Linked DNA regions of Homo sapiens: region 1 is linked to region 2. Evidence: chromatin loops called from intact Hi-C (ENCODE). Cell type or tissue: PC-3. All regions are shown on one strand.

Region 1 (8,000 bases), 94 kb after region 2:
GTTGCTATCTCAGGGTTTTAACACCTGTTTACTATTCCTAGAGTGACATTATCCAGAGAGCTTCCTGGTTCATCCCTTACTTCATCTGAGTCTCTGCTCAAAGTTTACTGCTTGAGAAAGGTCTTTTGTAACCATTCTACAAAAAAAAAAAAAAAAAAAAAAAAAATCCCTGTTGTCCCCATCACTCTTGCCTTCCTTTATTAAATTAAAATGTAAACTTATCTTTTGCCTCCAGTATAATGATGAAAGATCCTCAAAGACAGGGCTTTGCTCCTTTTATTCACCCTGTGTCTCCAGCTCCTAGTGCAGTGCCTAGAAAACAGGCATTCAATAAATAGTAAAATTACAGGTAAATCATTAAATCAAGGAACAAACAGATGAGCGGAGCAACGCTTAATATCAAAATACATGAGTGTCAATGACAATGGGTCACAATGCATTTTTCCTGAATGTGAACTTTTTCTTTTCTTTTTCTGAGATGGGGTCTATCTCTGTCTCCCAGGCTGGAGTGCAGTGGCGCAATCTCGGCTCACTGCAACCTCCACCTCCAGGGTTCGTGTGATTCTCCTGCCTCAGCCTCCCAAGTAGCTGGGATTACAGGTGCCTGCCATCACACCCAGCTAATTTTTGTATTTTTAGTAGAGATGGCGTTTCACTGTGTTGGCCAGGCAGGTCTCGAACTCCTGACCTTGTGATCCACCCGCCTCAGCCTCCCAAAGTGCTGGGATTACAAGCGTGAGCCACCGTGCCTGGCCCTGAATGTGAATTTTTAAGACATTTATTATGTTGAATAAAATTAAACAAAGGCTTACATAATTCTTTGATTTATTATTAATCATTTTGCCTTTGAACTTGATTTTATTTTAGAATTTACTTTAGGAATTGTATATCAAAGTTCTAAAGACACATTTAACAATAATAACTCATATTTTTAATAGTACTTTAAAGTTTACAAAGTGGTCCCATTTACTTTGGTTCACATGGGCTGAGCTCCAAAATCTCTCTCTCTCTTTCTGTGTGTGTGTGTGTGTGTGTGTGTGTGTGTGTGTGTGTGTGTGTGTGTGTGTGTATTTGTGTATTCCCTAGGTGTATGTAATCCTCAGTTAAGTTTGGGGATCACTGGAGTAGATGATTTCCGAGAGTAAGCCAACAGCCTGCTAAATTACAGTGGTGTTTTTGAGCCTGTTTCAAATAATTGAGTATTTTCAAGGAGAAGGCATTTCCTTCTCTATTCGAGGTTCCCCATCCATATCAGTTTCTACAGAGGTGACGCTCAGGCTGAGGGTGATTCTGAAACTCTTTTTAGAAGCTGTTGGAGAACATAAAAGGTAAAGGAAAGAGGTCCTTAGAGGCTGGGTGCTCACATTAACAGCTGCAGGAATGCTATAGACTGAAACTTGCTAAGGTCACAAGAGCCTTTCCTCTTAGTTCTTGATGCTTTGGCTTGGCTCCTTGTAAAATCTGAGCAGAACTGCCTTGGTTTCAATGGGGAGTGATAACATCCGTGAATCACCATGTGCTTTCTAGGCACACACTTGTTCTTCAGTTGTGACTGAAAAGAGCACAGGGGCAGACATGACCCTCAGGCAGGCATTGATATTTTGTGGGATCAGGTCCTGGGATTCAACAAAGCCAGTAATGAAGTGGATATGATATGAATTTGTTACTGACCTCACCCATCCAAAAGGCAGCTACCATCCAGGAAATCCTGTTTATATTTATGGGAGGATAGTAGACTGGCATGGCAAAGAGGATCCTGGAGGTAGTGAACCCTCTGGAGGATATAAACGTTGCTGCATTACTTTTCAGGAAAAAGAATGTGCGCTAAGGCAGAACTTGTAAATATTATGCAGCCTTTCTCCTCGTAAATATTCCCAGTGGACCACATAATGTGTCCATAGTTAGAATCACATAAAATAAGATTAACCATTCTTCCAGGAAGCTTGTTTTCATCACAGAACCATTGGAGAATCAGAAAGTCAACAGGAAATTTTAGGCAATGCCATACTATCATCACAGGCTGAGTTTCCGCATTCTTATAAAAGTCACTTTATTCTATTTGTCAAATACATTTTTATAAAGAAGAAGTATACCTTAATATTCACTCTTAATTTTAGGAAAATATGCGACAGACCTTTTTTATAGGCTGAGTTAATTGCAGAAGCTGAATGATGCCAGGATGAAATAATTCTCAACAAGGTTGATGGGTAAATCCAAAGACCTAAGACAAACAGTTTTCCAAGCTAAATGAACAAATGTTACAGCTTTCTGAAATAAACATTCAACAATTAGAGTTTCCCAGGATAAACTTACTCTATTTTAGTATTTCACACCAAGAGTCCTTGGAATATTTAAATCTTGAAATATTATGGGAAAATTTTTTGCCCTTTTAACATAGAATTTTAACTTTATGGTACAATAAACTTCATCTTTTCAGATAGAATGTAAATTTTAAAGTAATCATTTTATAAGTATTCACTAATTTTTTCCTTATTTTTTTCTTTTTTTTGAGATAGAGTGTCTCTCGCCGCCCAGGCTGGAGTGCAGTGGCACGATATCAGCTCACTGCAACCTCTGCCTCCTGGGTTCAAGCGATTCTTCTGCCTCAGCCTCCTGAGTAGCTGGGATTACAGGCACACGCCACCATGCCCAGCTAATTTTTGTACTTTTAGTAGAGACGGGGTTTCCCATGTTGGCCAGGCTGGTCTCGAACTCCTGACCTCAAGTGATCTGCCCGCCTCGGCCTCCCAAAGTGCTGGGATTACAGGCGTAAGCCATGGCGCCCGCCCTACTTTTTTCCTTATTTAACTGACAAGATAAAATATTTTCAATGACTGGGCACAGCAGCTCATGACTATAATCTCAGCACTTTGGGAGGCCAAGGCAGGCAGATCGCTTGAGCCCAAGAGTTCAAAACAAGCCTGGGCAACATGGCGAAACCCCATCTGTACAAAAAGTACAGAAATTAGCTGGCCGTGATGGTATGAGCTTGTAGTCCCAGCTCCTCGGGAGGCTGAAGCCAGAGAATCACTTGGGCCCAGGAGGTGGAGGTCACAGTGAGCCAAGGTCGTGCCACTACACTCCAGCCTGGGCGACAGAGAGAGGTCCTGTCCAGAAAAAAGAAAAATATTCTCAATTTATCTGTGTAAAACTTTCTTATTCCTTGAAGATTCTTTATTAAGTATTAACTGTGGCCATGGCTTCAGTTATATATTCTAGCCAAGATTAGGTCATAGATCTGGTCAGTGACAGAGAGTTTCAGGTTTAACAAGAATTGATTCGTCATTTATTTATAATGTGGTGAGCTCTTTGCCAGATGGAGTAAGTAAGGCTAAGAGAAGTGAAAGAAACATGAAAGAAACAGTTCCTGCTCTTGGGAAGCTTAAAACTGTGGCCCAGACATGATGTGGTATAGAAAACTATGTATATATATATATATATATACACACACACATAATATATTATATATAGTGTTTATATATAATATATAACGTTTGTACAGACTATATATATAGACTAGACTAGACAGTCTAAATATAGTCTATATATGTATATATAGTAGTCAATATAGACTACCATAGTCAAGGTGGATCTGTTCCTCAACACACACCTACCTCAGGCAGGCCAGACTATATATATATATATATATATATATACACACACACACACACATATATATATAGTGTCTATATAAACATAGAGTAGACTATATATAGTCTCTCTCTATATATAAACTTAGACTATATATAGCATACTATATATAGACTTTAGTATATATACTATATAAAGACTATAGTCTTTATACTTTATGTAGTATATATACTATACAAAGACTATGTAGTCTCTATACATAGACTGTATATGGACTACTCTATATAGACTACTGTATATAGACTATATATACTATATTACTATACTATATATACTGTACTATATATACTATATAGTATATATAGTAGTCTATATATATAATTCTATATAGAGACTGTATATACTATATATACTCTCTCTATATATTTTATATATATATATATATATGTATACACATACACACACATATACATATATATTAGCCTGCCTGATGTAGCTGTGTGTTGGGGAACAGATCCATCTTGAATGCAAGCCAGGTAACCACCCGGAGACAATTTGGAAAAACAATGAAGAGCTGAAAATCTCTTTTATTTTACTATCCAATTTGCCAAACTTTTGTTGAGCACCTCAACAAAAGCAGTGTCCAGTTCTGAACACTGGAGATACAGAGGAAGAGCAAAGAATATATGCTGTTTCCATAGGCTAAGGGCAAAGAGAATTAACTGGGTGACTTTTCCCAGATGTCTTCAATCCATGCATGGTTCAGCCCTTAGAGTGTGCATCTATCGAATGATGCATACTGCAGATGAAACACTGACTCACTCCTTTGAGTCCTGACTGTGACATATTTTGCCCGAACAGTTCCCAGACCCTCCCTGCTATTCTCTCTGCTTCCGCTCTTGCCTCGTTACATTCCATACTTCACACAGCAGTGCTTGGCCTTGGACACCAAGGTGGTGAGTAAATAAACCTTCTTTTTCTCTAAAGATTTCATTAGAAATTCCTAAGGGTTGATAGACCAACCATTCACATGTACCTGTCATTACCTTTAACTGCTGAAATATCCATCATGATCTTACTCCATCTCCCATGGTAAGTTCTCTCAGCCTTCATGTGCTTTCATTGCAGTTGCCACAAAAAGTCCTACGGCTGAAGAATACACTGTTAATATTGAGATCAGTTTTGAAAATGCATCCTTCCTGGATCCTATCAAAGCCTACTTGAACAGCCTCAGTTTTCCAATTCATGGGAATAACACTGACCAAATTACCGACATTTTGAGCATAAATGTGACAACAGGTGAGTAAGAGACCCATTGCTTCAGAATAAATGATTGGATGTCTTGAGACAGACTGTCTGAGCTCCTGAGTATCAGAGCAATCTTTTACTTAGTAGGCAAGTGAAATGACTCACCGAGACGGATGTGTGATTCTGTGACTTCACAGCCTTCCTGAATGAAGCCTCTATCAGTAAACTCTGCAGCCAGAGGTTTCTTATTTTAAATGGTGACCAAAGGTTTGCTTGGTGGTTTGTATGATGCTTGTCATAAAGTGATCCCAAGATATGGCCAGGTCCTTCATAATAAACTACTGGGTCCTCTTCCCTTGGGCAGATAAACTACTGGGTCCTCTTCCCTGTGTCCTCCTCCCTTGGTATATCAATGGACACAACAAGGACTGGTTCAAGATATTAGTAAGTACCAGATACCCTTCTCTTTGGCATTATAGGTCAGGAAATAGGAAACAGGTACATGCCTGCATCAGAAGCAAGGCATTAAGTAGAACCTCTTAGGCCATAGATTGGACTTTCTGGTTGCAAACTCTTTTCCAAGGTCATGCTAACTTCCCTATGTCTCCAGAAACCATCACCCAAGACTTGGTATACAGTAGAAGTTGTGAGATAAGGCTTCCAGTTATCTGATAACAGGGAATTGTTTTTTAAATTGGAAAGCACTAATAGATGTTGGGTTTTATTATTCTAAAATGAAGGCAAGAAAAAATTCCTGTTTTTGAAATTCTTCTTGAATTCGCATATTTCAAATAGTCCATCCCAATGTCGGTACATGCATTTTAATTTTTGATTCTTAATATATGTTACTCGAAGTCATAGCTCCCTTATCACTCCTTTTGGATGCCATTTCCCACTGATTTCTACCATTAGCACTAATTTCCTTGAGTTAGTGGTTTTCCAGTTGGATGCCAATGTGCATTATGAGTCCTTCAGGAGCAGTGAACTTCTGCTGTGTTTCCCACTGTTTATCCATAGAACATCTCACCGAACTAGGGTACTTTGGAAAATACATAAGAAACACCCTTCTATGTTCCCACCCGGCACAGATCTTTTGCCTTTAGAATAAATTATTGGATAGATTTTAGTCAATTTTGCTTCCCAAATTTTTTAACAGAAACCTTTTGGTATCTCTGTAGGTGCTAGTAAGTGAATCCAGTAAACAAAACAGACCAAGTATCAAAAATAGTTTTTTGTTGAACAACTTGTGATTATAGACACTTGAGCTTTAGTTGTGAGTTTATCTTACATATATTCAATATAAACATACTAACAAACTCTCTCTGATTTTTTTCTACTAGAGATGGGATGACTTCAAGAGGCTTCACCATCTTAAAAACTTGGGTTAACAAGCTTCTCAATTAAAATGCAATTGACCTTGGAAAGTTTAATTTATCCTTCCAGAAAGACTGGTCATTCACACATAGAGGGGGTGAATCTTTTCTGATAGTGATCTATGAAACAGGTTTGACAAAAGTGGATACTTCAATGTGGCAGAGAAAGCCTCAGGCTCATGGACCTCAGGACCAGCAGGGAACAGCTAAGAGGAGTTGGCCTAAAAGAGGAAGTGAATGGGATGGGTGGGCAATGAAGGTTAGGCCTACTGACCATGGCACTAATGTCTAAGCATCCAAACTTTCACCATCTTCCTTTTTCCATCCTTCCCTCGCCTCATTCTTCCAACAGCCTACCTTATGATCCTTTTTTAGTAATGGCAAATAAAACTGAGGATATTTAAAACCGGACAATGTGAGTAAAGCACCGAACAATACCTGGGATATGTCAGGTGGTCTGGAAGTGGTAACTTTTTCCATTCTCCTAAGGCATGTTTGCATTTTATGTGGGACTCAAAAGTTCTTCAACTACTCCTCCCATAATGCTCCCTTACAAAACAGAAGACAATAACAAAATTGCTTTAGCACTGGAATTTCATGTCAGTAAGAGAGATTTCAACAAGTGGGATCCTGTTGGCTATCCTCAAATTACCTCTAGCGGGCACTCAGCTTCTTTGTTAGTAGCTCCAGTTTCTTCTATTTCTAATTCTCCTGCCCCACTGCCACCCACTGCTGGGACACAGGCTGCATCAGTGCCCAAGGAATTAACTCGAACGTGTTGTCCCTCCTATTTCAGAAACAACTATTTGATAACTTCCCTTTGGATAGTCACTCTGTGGGACTTTGCCTGGCTACCCATCTGCAGAACAAACAGCTCCCAAAGATGTGACTTTGGTCTAGCTTTGGAAATTGATTCAAAGCACTCTGATTTCAGAACATTTCTTACTGTCTCCAATGAGAGCAGAGTTCATGTAGGCTGTTCACACCTGACTTGATATGTAAAAGACACAAATTTACTTGCACTCTACATTTGTTATCTATTGGTGCACAACAGAGTCTAAAACCTAGCATCATAAAATAACAAACAGTTATTATCTGAGAGTTTTTTAAATCATTGTATTTATATTTGTTAAGAATTAAGATGTAGAAGGTGGAAGTATTGATGAGTGTTGGTACTAACAGTTATATGAAAATAAACTTCTATACACGTATAAACTTATTTGCCTTATAAACTATATCTACAATAGTCTACAAATAGAGGTATGCTCTAACATACATCCTGCAGCATTTAACATGTAGAAAGGAAGCATTGGTCCTTTTTGCTCACTCTGGGAGATGAAAATGCACTAAAGCCGTGAAAGTCACTCACTGCAATGCCAAGGTTGACCCTTCTTTTTATGTGGTACATAGGCCCAGAGATGAACCAGCCCCAGGCCAGAGGGTCTCACTTTAATTTGAGAATGCTTATTCTTCCTCACTGGGGCTTCCATCAAGACAAGACCTCTTGTTTTTCTCTGCGAGTGCGGGATGTAAAAGGAAACTTTTTTCTTTTTGTCTTTGTGTCCTAAGCAGGGTTTTTATGGTAATGGAAAAACAAAAAGTTTAGTTCTCTTATTAGAAGATAGACTCAGTTTTTGAGGGTCAGAAATCTTAGAGCAGCTTAGCTGGGTGGTTCTGGCTCAGGGTCTCTTGTAAGTTTATAAATAATCTATCAACCAGTGCTGTCATCATATGAAAGCACAACTGGCATATGAAAAAAAATTCTGTTTTTTCTTTCTTCCTTTCTTT
Region 2 (8,000 bases):
TAGTGTTTGATAGCACAACAAGGTGATTGTTAACAGTAATTTATTGTATATTTCAAAACAGCTAGACAAGAAGATTTGAAATGTTCCCAAAAAATAGAAATTATAAATGCCGGAGGTGATGAATATCCCAATTACCCTGATGGAATCATTACACATTATATGAATGTATCAAAATATCAGATGCACACCATAAATATGTATAACTATTGTGTATCAATAAAAAAAGAAAATGTCTTTTAAAGGTAAGGGGAAGGACTACAGGGGCCTATGAAGAAGAAAGTGACCCTTGACAAGTAGAAAGAAAAATAGCTCAGGGAAAATAAGGCTTTTTAACAGAATGATACTGAAGAACTGTAAACCCAAATATGCTTGTAATTATTTTTACCTTGTTAATATAAAATAGGCTTTTAAAATATATCAAAAAACCATCAGTATTACTTTTACTTAGGACATTCCCAAGTCTACAGCACTTTCAGTGTCCTAAATTGCAATCTCATACTAGCCCATCTGTCCTTCCGCCTTTTATTTTTCACTTTAGGGAAGACCAATCACCAGCCTCAGGTATCTTTTTGTGGCCTCTCTTCTGTTCTCCACTCTGCCTCCCCCAAATGTATATGCACTTTCCTTATCCTGGTGTTGCAGGTGCTGAGAGGGGTTGTGTATTACAAAAATGTACATTTGATTGCTTAAATGAACCAAAGTTTACATTTGAGTGTAAGCATAAGATGTATAGGAGGTGTGACTATGAGGTAATGAGGTTGACTCCTTGCTTTCCAAAGAGGAATTTTTACTTCTATTTGTTTGTTTATTTATTTATTTATTTACTTACTTACTTGAGGAGGTTCAGTGGAGTGGCCAGAATTACAGAATCGGGATGCCACGTTTACATTATAGCTCTCACACTTAGCCGTGCATCCTCTGGTAAGTAATTTAGTCTCTCCAAAACATCAGTTACCAAACTGTAAAATTAAAACAGTAATGGTAACTGCCTACAGGGTTGTTATCAGAATCAAATGAAATAGTATATTTAGCAAAATTCCTGGAACATAGTACGTGCCTACTATATGTTAGCTCATATTATTAGCTTTTATTTTACTGGAAATGTAAAAATTTTTATAAGACAGAAAGTATGCATTTCTTTCCTCATTATACTTGACTTTCCAGTTCCCTGTGCACCCACTTGTCCCCCACCAAAACATAATCACTGCTAAAAGTTTGGAATATGTTGTTCAAGACTTCATCCTTCCACATAAGTAGGATTCCACTTTCCACATGTATGTATTTTGCCTTCTAGACATATTTAATGCTTATTTCAAAAGCTCACAAAAGAAATTTGGCAATTTCCTGTGAGAACTGAGCCAGGTTTAAAATGCAGAAGAAAATAGATCTCATAACTTTATTTTTTATTTTTTATAATTATCCAGTCCAAAATGTCATTTTGTTTTTGTTTGGAGACAGGGTCTCCCTCTGTCACCCAGGCTGGAGTGCATTGACACAATCATGGTTCACTGAAGCCTCTGCCTCCCAGGCTCAAGCGATCCTCCCTCCTCAGCTTCCTGAGTAGCTGGGATTACAAGCATGAATCACTCTGCCTGGCTAAATTTAAATTTTTTTTTTTTTTTTTTTTTTTTTGTAGAGACAGGTCTCACTGTATTTCCTAGGCTGGTCTCAAACTCCTGGGCTCAAGTGATCCTCCTGCATTGGCCCCCTAAAGTGTTGGGATTACAGGCGTGAGCCACCACACTCGGCTGACCTCATGACTTTAGGTCTATCTCTAGAGCTCTGTATTCAGAGCTTTCAAGTTACACCCAATTTTTCAAAACAAAAACTACCTTGATGTACATGGTTAATTATACCCATGGGTCTGGATCAATTTCATTTTCTCAAAAAATTTACACTTCTCTCAAAGATGCAGATGTTGTTATCATAATAGATATTTAGAAGATTGTGAGGCAAATCCTGAGGGTACCTCCAAGAGGAGTATCAACTATGCCCCCACTATACCCTCCCAGTCCCGGCCACTCCATCCACCTCCACGCTCCCTGCCAGCCCAGGAGTGCACTGTCAAGCCCCAGATCAAAGTGTAACTCTGGGCCTCTCCCTCCAGGGCAGCCAATAAACCCCAACTTCACGTGCAACAATGTACAGTAGGCACAGATATGGGCAAGGAGTAACTTTGTTCAAGATTAGACATGGCCAGCAACTTCCACGACCAAGAGTTGAGACTTTGTGACCAAATTCTAGCTTTTCCCTTCTGAATGCTTCTTCTCGTTACATAAAAGTACATTACAGCATGTGGGTCCTACATATGCTCCATAACCTTACAACATTCCCAGGAGGAGGAGTCCAGGAGTCGGGGTCCATGTGTGTCATTTTTAGACACAACTCTGGCTCCTGGTTGAATATTTGCCTGGGTACAGCTACACTTTTCCCGTGCCACCACTGGTGCAGGGACTTGTCCTTTGTACTTCTCCACAGGTGGGAGAAGGAATAGCCTGGAATCCTCGCTTCCTAAGGATGGGTCCTTGGTCTCTCAGGAAGTTATTCATCCTTGGCATGCTCGTCCATCCAGAGATTGTGGAAATGAGGCTGGGGAAGCAAGGACTGGAGCTTCTGATCCCTCAAAAGAATGCACAGCCTGCGAAAATATTGGCCATGGAGTTCATGGCTGAGGGTTCAATAGCTGGGCCTCCTACATTCTTCACAGGCTGTGCAGCCTTTCGAGGGGTCAGAAGCTCCAAACTTAACTCCCATAAGCCTGCCACAGGCAAGCCTGCCAAGATGGATGAATAACTTCCCCAGAGCCAAAGGTCACACCCTCAGGAAGCCAGGCTTCCAGGTTGCATTTATTTTTATTATTTTATTTTATTTTATTTTATTTTTTGAGACGGAGTTTCGCTCTGTCGCCCAGGCTGGAGTGCAGCTGCGCAATCTCGGCTCACTGCAAGCTCCGCCTCCCTGGTTCAAGCCATTCTCCTGCCTCAGCCTCCCGAGTAGCTGGGACTACAGGCTCCTGCCACTACGCGCCGCTAATTTTTTTTGTATTTTTAGTAGAGACGGGGTTTCACCGCGTTAGCCAGGATGGTCTCGATCTCTTGACCTCGTGATCCGCCCGCCTCGGCCTCCCAAAGTGCTGGGATTACAGGCGTGAGCCACCGCACCTGGCTGCAGAAATGTGTTCCTTCTCTCTGCAGTGGAAATATACAAAGGGTGGGTCACTTGAGAAGCCCCCAGGAAATTCTTCACTTTCACTCTAAGCTCATCTCTGGGAGAGATGGGGTCAGGGAGACCTTTCCAACAGACAAAAAGAAACAAAAAACCCTTTGTTGGGTGGGGCGTGGTGGCTCACGCCAGCACTTTGGGAGGCCAAGGCAGGCGGATCACCTGAGGTCGGGAGTTCGAGACCAGCCTGGCCAAAATGGCGAAACCCCGTCTCTACTAAAAATACAAAAATTAGCCGGACATGGTGGCGCTCACCTGTAATCTCAGCTCCTTGAGAGAATGAAACAGGAGAATCACTTGAACCTGGGAGGCGGAGTTTGCAGTGAGCCGAGATCATGCCACTGCACTCCAGCCTGGGCGACAGAGCAAGACTCCGTAACAACAGCAAAAACAGCAACAACAAAAACAACAACAAAAACCCTTTGTTGAATGTTGGAAAGCCTGAGGGCAACTGGAGGAGAAACAACATAAAGAGGAACAGATTTCATTTCTATTCCTGCTGCCACTGTGAGTACACTGTGGGGAGGTTACAAAGGTTTTATATCCCTAGAAGGGAAACAAAGTGCAGACACTAAGGATTGCCGTCTGTAAGACACTGGCATCCATCTTCCCCTGAAGGCTTATGAGATCACACAGGAAATAGATGTGCGTATTGGGAAGAATCTCTTTAATTTCTTCTGTTTGTCAAAAGTAAAGCCTCAAGGTGGAAGAGGTGAAAAGCATGAGAGAAAAGTGCCATTTTCAGAAAAAAATGGAAATATCACAGTTTACATATAACCATGAATTTCATGTCCAGTGTTTTAGTGGCTGAGCACTGACATTTCTTGGTAGCATGAAACTAACAGCTTGATAGAAAACATTAACCAAGGTAGAATGTGATCAATACCACAAAGCATCCCTTAGTTCTAGGATAAGAAACAAAACATGATCTTTTTATTTTTATCCTGTGAAATTACATCTCAAGTCCTTATTCTCTTAGTTGGGTATCTCCTCCTTTCAAATATAATCTATTAATCTTGGGACAGATCCATTCTCTGCATTTAGTTGAAACTAAATCAGGGGATTTGACTAGATTTGAAGCCATTTTTCACAACAAGCTCTACCACACATACTCAATTATCAGAGTGCACAGATGAGACAGGCAGAATAAATAATGGGTTTGTTTATAAAGGGCTAAGCACTTTTATGAGCCTTATTAACATTGGTAGTCATGCATACTTTGGAATGAGCAATCAAATTTCATGCTTCTAGGCTTGGGCAGGGAGCAGACTAGCTTACAAAAAGACATTTACCTTCACACACTTCTGAAGGGAAGAGAGCATTCCTTGAGTTTTTTCACCTTTACTCTAATGGGGAAATGGGCTTGTATTTTCAGCAAACACCACTGGAGGCCAGCCCATCCAGGAAAACAAACACAGCACTCACTCTGTTGGTCTCTGAAATGGTTCTGCTTCAGTGTGTATAAGCTGGGCCTCAAACTCAGTCTTAAAAACAATATTTCAAGATTCATTCTTATATTTCACAAAAATCATTTAGGTGCCTACCAAGGGCCAGGCACTGTTCTAGGCATTGGAGATACAGTGGTGAACAAAATGAACAAGGCCGACCAGGTTCCTGCTTTAGGGGACCTGGGTGTCTATCACCCACTATATATTATTCCCATGTGGTCGCAAACCCATCACAGGCCTTAAGCTTGTCTGGCCAGTCTCCTTGCTTTCTTCTAATCTCAGCTATCTTGCAAGGTGTTATTTTTTATTGACTTGGGGTACACAGGCTCCAAGAACAAATAAGTTGATACTCATCTGCTTTTTATGCTCTAGTCCCAAAAGGAAAAGTTATCCCTCACCATGTTATTTCACTCAACTAGCAAAACTACCCAGTCTCTCTTTCACCTTTGCAAACCTCACTGCCCTTCCAGGTTCCAGCGGCACCCTGTATCCTGCATGAAGACAGCCCTGTCTGCTCCTGCTTCCATCAACATCCCTCTCCTCTGAATTTTGTAGTACTCAGATAGTCATCAAGATGTTACAGTGGGGTGCTTACTGCATCATTTTTGTATCTTCTGCTGTTTTTCACCTCTATTAATCTTGTTTCACTAGCTAGATTACGCACTCCTTGCAATAGAAGACTACTTTATTCTTGATGGCAGTTAACTCATTGACACAAGACTCTAATATGAATTGCCTGCATCTGAATTTTTTTTAAGTTAATCTTTTATTTTAGGTTCAGGGTTACATGGGAAGGTTTGTTACACAGGTAAACTCATGTCACGAGGGTCTGTTGTAAAGATTATTTCATCACCCAGGAATGAAGCCCAGCAACCAATAGTTATCTTTTCTGAAATTTTCTAATTAAAAAGCTTTCAGTCATTGAGTTGTGTTTTGAGTCATTCATATACATAGTCATTTAACATATTCTGAGCTCCTATTATGCTCAAAATGGTGTGGTGCCATGGAGGATAGAAAGGAAGTTGGAAACACAATATATGCTCCTGAGGGACTCATGTTTTCCTGAATGAGCAGAGAGAGGCCAAGAAACAATTCAAGAAATTTGAAATAAAAAATAACTCCATGTTGTAATTCTTGATTTCCGTTACCAGAAATTGCTTCTGTGTGTGTGTGTGTGTGTATGTGTGTGTTTGCATTTACAACTGTGTGTATGATGTGTATTATATTTGTTTATAAGAGAAAAGGTCAACCTTAACCTATTTTAGAGAACTTTTATATTATGCTAAAATTGTCTACAGGAAAGCTAGGTGATTGGATAAAAGCTAAGATTCAGTTAAGTCATCCAGATGTTCAAAATGCAAAGAAGAACCCACTGGAAGGTGGACCTGTGTTTTTCTCAGCACTAACCAACTAACCCATGAACTAGACCCAATGAATAAGTTGTTCACAGATTTTCCCTCTTCATGCAACCTGAAACACAGGCATCACCTTGGTCAAAACAAATTTGCCTTCAATATTATTCATTTATAAATCTGGTTTAAGAAAAAAGTAGCTCTGGATGTAATAGGGAAAATATAGCCAGAGGAAAAGAGGAAAGTAAGGCTCATTCATTTAACATGACTGTATATCCACCTCAACACACCATAATTGAGAGCCACTCACATCTCCCTGTTATTTTTTAAACATATAAATGAGGGCTTTCAAGTAGGTTTTTTGGTATTTTTTCCACTCAATCCTCTCCATTGTTTACCAAGCCCTCTGGACAGGCCCAAATGAGATGCATTTTCTTTCTGGTGGTTGTTTGGTTTGTGAACATGTGCATGTGTGTGTGTTCTTGTGTGTTCCCTGTCTGGCTTGTAGTCAGGGAGATTTCTCCCACACCCCTGGGCTTTGAATAGAGCAGAAAAGGTGGAGCTTATTTTTTAAGTTGGTAATAACAATACTGACTTAAGAAGATATCTAACATTGAGTCAGAAACAGCTGATTTAGATACATGGCATGAGGCTATCATTAGAAATGGAGCCAAAGACAATCTTAGGGGTCCTAGGATCAACTAACATTGGGGGTTGAGACAGATTCTGTGCATGAGAAGAGGCGGGAGTGACATCTTATTTCTCTACGTAGAATATGGTGTTTTGTTTCTACACTTCTACAGTCATTGTTCTGAGTTATCACGGTACTTTTCACTTTGTATGCATGTGTGTGTACTTGTTATTAAACAATATGAATAACATACCTTTATTCAAATTAATCATTTTTATGAAAAATAAACTGATGATTCATATTTTGTTATTGTTTTCTTTGTTTGTTTTGCTCTACAACAATTGGTAAAATCAGAAATGGTGCCAGGTAAATTACTGTGAAATCATTAAAGTGTCGAAAACTTGGAATCATTTAGGTCAATTCATTTTGACACCTGGTCTGCCATTTTAATGTCTTGAATAGCAATGTGGTGTGTCTTTTGAGTTTGAGGATTAAGAGGAAAGCAAAGAGTCAAATTCCAAAATAAAGAGAAGAAAAGAAAAATGATCAGAATTCTGGATCCATAAGGTAGCAGATGTCTAAGCCTCCATCCTAACACCACATTCTAAGATCTGTCTGTAGGATGGATGGTACAGAACCTACAGAGGAAGGAAGATGTACTACAAATGCCTCCACCCTCTATGGCTTCAGCTAGAGTGGCCTTATTGAATTTCTCAGTTTCCAGATTGGAATATGCTGGACCACTTTGGGTTTCTATGGAGGAAAAGGACACTTTTGTCATATATAGTAGCTTATCCTTTACATGTTTCTTTCTGTTACCAGGTTCCAAGCCCATTAAGTGGAAGACCCTATGGCTCTACTCATCTGTATAGCCAGCCCCAGTCTTAGCATAAATACTGTAAGATTTGTTCAATAAATGAAGGAATGAATGAATAAATTTAATAGGCAGAGAAACAGAGAGAATTGTTGCTGAGAAACTGTCTTGTCTCTACAACCGACTTTCCAAGGAGGACTTTCTAAAGAAGACTTCCCTGTTCTTTGACTTTACATGTTGCCAAAGCCTGGCAATATTTAGTGGGACTAAAGGTAATAGGAAGAAAGGAAAAGTCTCTGTTATTCTGTAAAAAAAAAAGATACAGAACCTGAATGGGGAAAAGAAAAAAACACACACACACATATTACGTGGAAACTAAATGTGGGCAATTGAAAAAAATCACTGAAGCAGAAGAATGTAAATATATTATTGGTTAGCTTAAAGACAACACACATACACATACACAAACAATTCAAATTAAATATACACAAGACTATGCTCTACAAATTTCCCCATGTCATAAGTACATTTCA

What was found. Peaks named below come from ENCODE experiments on the same cell type or tissue, not always from the same donor. Only the 100,000 strongest peaks of a DNase experiment are listed, where the experiment ranks them.
Region 1: it touches region 2 in a loop (4-fold over the local background); 6 of 110 quality-filtered maps call a loop at or near these places.

What each region holds. Positions count from the first base shown.
Region 1 is chr6:46,885,225-46,893,224 of GRCh38, reverse strand. It overlaps ADGRF5 (adhesion G protein-coupled receptor F5), which reads left to right. Exons shown (of 21, transcript NM_001098518.2): 4 at 4,720-4,890. LOC124901488 (a long non-coding RNA gene) reads left to right here and starts at 4,897. Exons shown (of 2, transcript XR_007059921.1): 1 at 4,897-5,283; 2 at 6,180-6,623. In PC-3, no CTCF peak of the experiment used is centred here; DNase peaks (open chromatin) are centred at 4,464 and 5,014; H3K4me3 peaks cover 511 bases; H3K27ac peaks cover 2,268 bases.
Region 2 is chr6:46,979,704-46,987,703 of GRCh38, reverse strand. It overlaps LOC124901489 (a long non-coding RNA gene), which reads left to right and starts at 3,544. Exons shown (of 2, transcript XR_007059922.1): 1 at 3,544-3,729; 2 at 5,141-5,591. RefSeq lists an enhancer at 2,803-3,304. In PC-3, a CTCF peak has its summit at 4,615; DNase peaks (open chromatin) are centred at 1,533 and 4,503; H3K4me3 peaks cover 487 bases; H3K27ac peaks cover 4,798 bases.